2 separate regions of the Homo sapiens genome follow, and region 1 is linked to region 2. A link is an interaction called in ENCODE POLR2A ChIA-PET data of the cell type or tissue named here. Cell type or tissue: B cell. All regions are shown on one strand. Links, peaks and the distances in the headings refer to the core of each region. The heading gives the core; the rest is flanking DNA.

Evidence for each region. ChIA-PET counts read pairs that join two places held together with the same protein. Peaks named below come from ENCODE experiments on the same cell type or tissue, not always from the same donor. Only the 100,000 strongest peaks of a DNase experiment are listed, where the experiment ranks them.
Region 1: POLR2A ChIA-PET joins it to region 2 with 5 read pairs; 3 of 35 experiments call an interaction of 5 or more read pairs at or near these places.

The regions. Positions count from the first base shown.
Region 1 is chr14:74,294,902-74,299,285 of GRCh38, reverse strand. ABCD4 (ATP binding cassette subfamily D member 4) reads left to right here. Exons shown (of 19, transcript NM_005050.4): 4 at 1,217-1,356; 5 at 2,837-2,953; 6 at 3,307-3,432; 7 at 4,088-4,138. Among named protein-coding and RNA genes, the nearest start is that of ABCD4, 5.8 kb to the left of the region's middle. In B cell, for the core only: no CTCF peak of the experiment used is centred there; no DNase peak of the experiment used is centred there.
Region 2 is chr14:73,762,905-73,767,288 of GRCh38, reverse strand. It overlaps a transcript of MIDEAS not described here. Among named protein-coding and RNA genes, the nearest start is that of MIDEAS, 4.8 kb to the right of the region's middle. In B cell, for the core only: no CTCF peak of the experiment used is centred there; a DNase peak (open chromatin) is centred at 2,138; H3K27ac peaks cover 3,243 bases.

The sequences.
Region 1 (4,384 bases), core at 110-4,109, 530 kb before region 2:
ATTGCCCCTTTCCTTCCTAGAACTCTTATTTCCGGCAGCTCATTAAAACGGCTCAGCAGCCAGAGCTGCTGCTCCTCCTCTGCGGGACCGAGGCTGTGACTCACCCTGGCACCATGTCACACCTCCCAGCCTTTGAACAGTGCTTTCTTGCAGAATGGCCTCCTCCCCTACCCCTCATTCAGTAGGGGGGCTACCACCTGCTCACTCTTCGTCATCCCTCCGTTGTCACCTCTTTCAAGTCTTTCTCAGCTTTCTCCTTTGTGTCTCCTCCACCAAACTCTGCCCTTTTTCTGTACTTAACGAATTCCTTGAGTTTACCTCGCTGTAACACTCCTCACACGCTTGTAATTGTTTTCTGGCTAAACTGTGAGCTCATAATGTCCCTAGTGCTTAGCACATAGGTGCCCTGGAAATGGTAAATGATGAGACTCAGGGCTGTACCAGAACTCAAGCCTAATGCTGTCTGCCAGGCTGTGCCACCTGTTTTCTTGGGGAAGCCACTGCTCATCGTACCATGGCCACTTTTGTTGGGTCTTCGGTCAGTAAGCACCTATGCATACAAATCTCTGTCCCAAGCTTGGGGGACAAAGGAGTAAGAACATAAATGGAATCGACAATATGGTCTCCAATCTTCAGAAGCTCATCTACTCTCAAAATAAGACAGTGTAGAAAGAGGGTCTTGCCTCTGGTAAGCCCTTTAATATTTGGTGAAGGAGGCTGGGTACAGTGGCTCACGCCTGTAATCCCAGCACTTTGAGAGGCCGAGGCGGGCGGATCACCTGAGGTCGGGAGTTCCAGACCAGCCTGACCAAGATGGAGAAACCCCGTCTCTACTAAAAATACAAAATTAGCTGGGCGTGGTGGTGCATGCCTGTAATCCCAGCTACTCGGGAGGCTGAGGCAGGAGAATCGCTTGAAACTGGGAGGCGGAGGTTGTGGTGAGCCAAGATCGCGCCATTGCACTCCAGCCTGGGCAACAAGAGTAAAACTCCATCTCAGAGAAAAAAAATTTGGTGAAGGAATGAACACGTGAGTGAGTGAGGAAGGGAAAGTCCCATGACTCGATGATTTAAAAAAGAAAAGTGCTGAGTGGACGGAGTAATCAGAGTCAGAGTGGGCTGGGATGGGTCAGCGGAGGCTCTTGCGAGCCTTGAGCTTTGAGCTGAGATTTTCAGGAAGCCATCTCTCCCTTCCCCTTGCTTCCCCCACTGCACAGCTGAAGAGCTTTGATCAGTTCACCTGCAACCTGCTGTATGTGAGCTGGAGGAAGGACCTCACTGAGCACCTTCACCGCCTCTACTTCCGGGGCCGTGCGTACTACACCCTCAACGTGCTGCGGGATGACATCGATAACCCGTAGGCGCCCCAACTCAGTCCTTTCTACACTCTGTGTGGTCCTTTCCTTCTGGCCTAGCCCTGGAGACTGCTGGTGGCAGACACCAAGGAGATCATCTGCAGTCGTTTTCAAATGCTGCTGCCCAGAGTCATGGGGGAGGGTGCCCTGCAGAGGACTCCTGGAGAAGCTGCAGGGCTGTGAATAGGCAGCTAAAAAGAAGAAGCCTGCCAGGTGCAGTGGCATGCACCTGTAGTCCCAACAACTCAGGAGGCTGAGGCAGGAGGATCACTTGAGCCCAGGAGTAGTGCACCGTGAGCACACTTGGGAATAGCCACTGTACTCTAGCCTGGGCAACATAGCAGAAACCCCCATCTCTTAAAAAAAAGAAAAATGTTAGGAGCAGCTTTCTTTTGTCCTTTTCATACTTTATATCTTAGTCTTCCAGTAAGAAGACTAAGGGGTTTCTTTAGAGGGTTCTAAAGAAAATGTCCTTGCTAGAAAAACCAGCTCTTAGATTTTCATCAGTAAAAAAAATTACCACTATCCAGGACTCAGTCTAGGATTCACATCTCCATTCTATCACCACTCAGGTTATAACTCTTAAAGTCACCAAGCCCCAGGTTCCCCTTCTGTAAAATGAGGACAATAATAGTTCCTATCTCAAAGGGTGTAGTGAGGATGAAATATCATTCATGTAATGCACATGTACAGTGCTTGACACATAGCAAGTGTTTCAGTGTAAGTTAGCTATTGTTATTTTACAGATGAGGAAGCTGAAGCCCAGAGATTGCAAGTGACTTGCCCAAGGTCACGTCACTCATTGGGAATAGGAATCAGTATGGCCCTAGTGGTGAGATGAGACATAGGGGGTCTCCTTCACACCCATCCCCTCACTCACCACCTTCCTAGCAAGCACTTTGTTGGTTGGGGTACCTCTCAGCTCAAGCTTAGCTTTGGTGCAAAGATGCGTGGGAGGCTGCTGCTGCTGCCTAACTTCTAGGCCTCTTTCTGATGGCTATGGCTTCCATCCTGCCTCTGCCCCCTGAGTAGCTGGGACTACAGGTGTGCCTCACAGCCTGGAGCTTTCACAGCCAGATAACTAAAGGGGCCAGGCTAGGGCTTATATAAGAGAAATTTGGGAGGATTGAGATAAAGGGGATAGTCTTCTTGATCATCCAAAACAGCTCATCTACCTTCAAGTTTTTCTTTGGCTCTGCTCAGAGCTGGCTCAGGCCCCTGGGTACTGGACCTTTCAGTTCCCACTTTTTCAGGGGATTAACTAAGGCACCGTAAGATGCAACTCTCTAGAACCCTGTTTAAAGGCCCTGGGATTTAGTTGCCCCTAGGAAACCAGCCTTGTCTGGTTCCCTCTTCCCATAGGGTCAGTGTTCACAGCACTGTGAGGCAAGGTCAAGAGCAGAGGTGATGTGAAAGTTTCTTGTTCTCTCTACCTTTGGGCCCATCTCCCTGGGTCCAGCTACTCTGTGTCATTGGCTCCAGGGACCAGCGCATCAGCCAGGACGTGGAGCGATTCTGCCGGCAGCTCAGCAGCATGGCCAGCAAGCTCATCATCTCCCCGTTCACCCTCGTCTACTACACTTACCAGTGCTTCCAAAGGTGAAGCCTCCCTCCTCCCCAGCCTGGTGTTTCCCCAGAGGGCCCTCAGTCAGCTCTCCCAGGTCAAGGTCCAAGAGAAGCTTATTTCCCCTCTCTCCCACCGTACCTTACCACGTGCTCACCCATCCCACGTGCTCAGGCCCCTGCCCTTCCTTTGGCCCTGTGTTGCAGTGTCACAGATATCCTGGCTCTGAGAGCTCATACCAGATGCCCCCACATAGGAGCAGAGGGCCCATTGGGCCACTCAGATTGGACAGGGGCTACCTGAGAGGGAACAGGAGTCAGGGCTGAGGCATGTGGGGATAGGTGGCACCCCACACCCTCTCCCTTCTCTCCCTCTCTCTCTATTTCAGCACAGGCTGGCTCGGGCCTGTGAGCATCTTCGGGTATTTCATCCTGGGGACCGTGGTGAACAAAACTTTGATGGGCCCCATTGTGATGAAGCTGGTGCATCAGGAGAAGCTGGAGGGAGATTTTAGGTGTGTCTCCCTCACTTGAGGTTTCTGGGCTGGGGCATAATAGTTAAGGAAGGGGATCTGGAGTAAAACTGCCTAAGTTCAAATCCTAGCTGTGCCAGTTACTAGCTGTGTGATCTTGGAGAGGTCTTTAACCTCTCCAAGCTTCAATGTTCTTGTCTCTAAAGTGGAAATGGTACCGTTGCCTACTGAGAGGATTAGGAGGATTAATGAAATCATACCTGAGAAGGTCTGAGAACCGTGTCTGCCTGGCCATCACCATCGTCATTGTCATCTCTTGGCCTTCTCACTGCCCTGGCATAACCGCCCTGTCTTGGATCAGTTGGGTGTGGCAGCCAATGGATCCAGTGCCTGCCCTGTGCTTCTTGTCCCCCTCCTTTGGGCCAGGCCCTGGGAGGAGGAGATGCTGTGAGCAGGAATACCCCTGTCCTCTCTGCAGAAAGCTGAGGGGCAGCCCTGTCTCTGCAGAGCTCCTGCCACACCACCTAGCCCTGGGGTTTTCTACCCCATAACAGTCCAGGAAAGGGTCAGACTGAGGCAGCCACGGTTTTGAGGCAGAGCCGGGCTCCGCTTGGGCGGTCTTTGTGATCCAGGACTCCAACAAGAGTGAGGCCAGTACTCCCTGTTGTCAGCACACATTTCCCTTTGGTCCGCCCAGGTTCAAGCACATGCAGATTCGGGTGAATGCGGAGCCTGCTGCTTTCTACAGGTGAGTCTGGAGAGATGGTTCCCCTTCTGCCTTGCCAGAGCTGAGAGTGGAGAAGGAAAGATGAATCCTCAACCCTCCCACCACCACCGAGCTCAGGGGCTGAGTGTTGTCACACTTGGCTGTGACCCTCTCCCTCTACCTCCCCCTGCCCTTGCCTGCCTCATCCTTAGGTCCAGGGGTTTGCTTCTGAAGCTGGTGGTTCCTTACTGTGGCCAGCTTTAGTCTTAGTGGCCTAGCGTGGGGCCT
Region 2 (4,384 bases), core at 65-4,064:
CTTTGCAGTGCAGGCCTCAGAATTTAGGAGACTGAGCCTCAATAGTTATTGATAATACTAATACCATACACCACTGAACCTAAGAAGCCATTGATTAGAAGATGTAGTGTTATTTTATATACAGCTAAGAAAGAGGCCAGGAGTGGTGGCTCACGCCTGTAATCCCTGCACTTTGGGAGGCTGAGGCCAGCGGATCACTTGAGGTCAGGAGTTTGCGACCAGCCTAGCCAACATAACGAAACCCCATCTCTACTAAAAATACAAAAATTAGCTGGGTGTGGTGGCGAGGCCTGTAATCCCAGCTACTTGGGAGGCTGAGGCAGAAGAATCACTTGAACCCAGAAGTCGGAGGTTGCAGTGAGCTGAGATCATGACGCTGCACTCCAGCCTGGGTGACAGAGTGAGACTCCATCTCAAAAAAAAAAAAAAAAAAAAAATGGCCGGGCAGTGGCACACGCCTGTAAACCCAGCACTTTGGGAGGCTGAGACGGGCAGATGATGAGGTCAGGAGATTGAGACGACCATCCTGGCTAACACGGTGAAACCCCGTTTCTACTAAAAATACAAAAAATTTAGCTGGGCATGGCGACAGCTGCCTGTAGTCCCAGCAACTGGGGAGGCTGAGGCAGGAGAATGGCATGAACCTGGGAGGTGGAGCTTGCAATGAGCCGAGATTGCACCACTGCACTCCAGCCTGGGTAACAGAGCTAGACTCCATCTCAAAAAAAAAAAGAAAAGAAAAGAAATGGAAGAGGAAGTGCTGCTAATTAAACTATACAGGCTATCAATTGTAAGATGCATCCTGATTTCAGAGATGTTAAAATGGAGGAAATGTGTATCTTAGAATCAATGAAATAGAACAGTAATAAAAGTAACAGCAATCTGTTACATTGTATTGCTTACTTTAAATATTCACATATACTGTTTTATTCATGCATTTATCAACAGGCATTCACTGAGCACCCACCATGTGCAGGCACTGTATAGCTACCAGGGATACTAAGGTGAGGAAGATCTAGGCTGTGCCCTTCAGGAGCTCCCATCCTAGTAGATGGCACTCTGATTCCAGATATGCTGCAATAAGCAGGTGTAGAACAATGTGCAGGTGATGGAGTAAAGATAAACAGAGGATGCCATGGGAGTTTAGGGAACAGAGTGGCTGTCTGGTCCTTAGGAGCAAAGACAGAGGTTTGGGTGCATGGGATTTATTTAAGAAATTGTCTCTGGAGGAAGGGAGGAAGGGAAGCAGGGTAGAGCCGGGGAAGAAGCCAAGTAAGGAGGTGTGTGTTGCTGCTGGAGCATGAATTGCACCACTATTGAATTGGTCCCACCAAAGGCCCCTTTTGAGAATGGGGTAGCTGTGAGTCCTTGAAAGCCAACACTCAGAGCATCTGGGGGACATTGTACCAACTTTACAAAGTAGATCTGGGGCTCCAACAGTATACACTCCAGTGTCCTTCCTCTACTTGGAGGAGTCAATGAACGCTTCCTGGAAGAGCTGCCATTAAGGTCAAGTCTGGTGGGAGATCTGGGTGTGGGATAATGTGGGGATCAAGGTGGCGAGAGAAGGAGCATGTGTGAAGATATGAGGGTGAGAATGCAGGAATCTTGGAGAACTTCAGGTTGTTTAGCCATGTGGGCTGAGGCTGGGAAGTGGGGCAGAGCCAGATCGTGTGGGAAAGGTGCCTAACAGTCTAGCTAACAGTCTCAGCTTTATGCAGTAGATGATGGGAGCTACTGAAGAGAGGTGTGATCACTCTGATGGCAGTGTGGATGGTAAAGTGTGCAAAACCAGAAGCAAGGAAATAGATGAGAAAAAATGATAGCCAACACTTATAAAAGACTTAGTGTGTGCCAGACACTGTTTAAGTAAGCTCTTACTATCATTCCGATTTTGCAGATGAGTGGTTGAGTAACTCGCTGAAGGTCATCAAGCTAGTGTGAGCCAAGATTTGGACTCAGGTCTCAGCCTGTGCTCTTAACCTGTACACCCCCATAAGCATGAATGTTGGATTCTAGTCCATGATGTATCAGTATTTGTTTTCATTTAAAATCAGTGCTTTAAAGCATGCCCTGTTGCACACATTGGGTCTCTGGAGTTCCTGTTCCTCTTGGCCCATTGCCACAACACAGGGAAGCCAAGCTCCAGTGAACAGCCAGTGAGGAAGTCTGTCTGGGACTAGTTCTGCAGAGGGCATGGAACTGTGCTGAAGGGAGGCCTTTGAGAAGTTGGCAGCTCTCGGTCTGTGAAGAAAGGGCGTTTCAGTCCTGTGGCTCTGCTGGCCTGCCCTCCCTGGCAGCCACACCTGTTTTGTCCTTCTCCCTACACCCGGCCAGACGTCTCTCCCAGAGTGACAGCAGCAACTGGGGACATGTACAGAGGCTCCTTCTCAGGCCTGACAAAGGCACTCAGAACCTGGCCCAGGCCTGCAGGGCAGGGAGGCTGGGGAGGGGGCAGGTGGGAGGGCCAGGGACACAGACAGCTGTGGGCTGGTGTGGCAAGCATGGCCCTGCCCCAGAACAGGTGAAGTCAATGTGAGCGGAGGAGGAGGGTCCCCTGGGGTTTTTTCCAAGGATAAAAGAGAAGACAGTGCAGAGACATCTCAGCACACAGTGGCTTAACTTCATGACTGGGGTGGTTGTGAGCTCGCGGTTTGCTCAGAAAAGACCTGGCAAAAAGGGCTGAGAAGACACAGCTGGTGGAGGGGTGTTCCTACTCAGGCTGGGAGGACAGCCCTGTGGAAAAGTGTGGTGGAAAGGACACAAAGAACAGGCTGGGAGAGAAGCGTTGGAGGACACCCCTGATGAGACATTGAGTCAATGCCAGAAAAAGTCTCTCTAGGCAGTGCCCATGAGAGGGTTACCTGAGGCCCATGGGGTCTTTTCAGGGAAAAGAACTAGGTGGTTTTTTTTTGTTTTGTTTTGTTTTTTTTTTTTTTTTTTTTTTTTGAGACAGGGTCTCCCTCTGTTGCCCAGGCTAGAGTACAGTGGGGCAATCTGGGCTCACTGCAACCTCCATCACCTGGGTTCAAGCAATTCTCATGTCTCAGCCTCCCGAGTAGCTGGGACTACAGACGTGCGCCATCACACCTGGCTAACTTTTGTATTTTTGGTGGAGACAGGGTTTTACCATGTTAGCCAGGCTGGTCTCGAACTCCTGGACTCAGATGATCCGCCCGCTTTGGCCTCCCAAAGTGCTAGGATTACAGGCGTGAGCCATGACGCTGGGGCTGGAACTAGGTTCTTAAGAAGGGATAACCTAGGTTGGGGAGGAGATACAGGGTAAAACAGTAAAAATAATTAATTGTAGCCTCTTATATGTACATAGCATGATTGAGTTATAAAGCAGTTTTTTGTCCTTTTGATCCTCTCAAGCCCCTGGAAGGTGGGCATCCTTTCGTTGTTCATGCAATGAACACTTAAACAGTGCATCTGTTATGGGCCTAAAAAGTGAGGTTCAGGGAAGGTCAGTGACAGTTTTCCTAAGTCCCTGTGTTTTCTACACCCTTCTTTTTTTTCTGTTGTAATTGTAGGTAATGAGGTCCTGGAGGTTGTACTTTAGTTCTCTAGAGGGAAACGACAATAGGGACACAAGAACACAAGGGACATAGGGACCTGGCTGGCATTGTGGACTTGGGATGCCCTCAACAATATTTGTACTCCCAGTTCCCCAGGCTCTGGTAAAGGTTGGTTGTTTACTTAAACACACCACGTGTGCTGGCCTCATTGGGGGAGGAACAGTGGGAAAAGGACAGCAATGCAGGTATGGAGCCTGGGGAGAAAGACACTTCTCTTTTAAATAGTGATGATGGCTGCAGACTTATTGGAGGAAGGTGGCTGGGAGGTGAGAACCTGGCTTCCTTGGAAGCTTTCCCCCAACTTCGTAACAGCTTTATTGAGATATACTTCACACACCATAAAATTCACCCTTGGAAGATTTTCTTTTTTCTTGAGACAACGTCTCACCCTGTCACCCAGGATGGAGTGCAGTGGCGTGAACACAACTCACTGCAGCCTTGACCTCATGGGCTCAAGCAATCCTCCTACCTCAGCCTCTTGAGTAGCTGGGACCACAGGCATGTGCCACCACACCTGGCTAATTTTTGTATTTTTTTGTAGAGACTGGGTTTTGCCACGTTGCCTAGGCTGGTCTCTAAACTCCTGCGCTCAAGCACTCCTCCTGCCTCAGCCTTCTAAAGTTCTGGGGTTACAGGTGTGAACCACTGTGCCTGGCCTCATCCTTGGAAGATTTTAATGGTCTAGATACTGCTGATGAAACACAGGGCAGTGACAGACCGCTCTGAGTGGAGTCCAGAGAGCTGATGTGGCCCTAGGAAGCCTCTCAAATTTGCCATATTCTACCTTTATTGGGAATCAGAGTTTA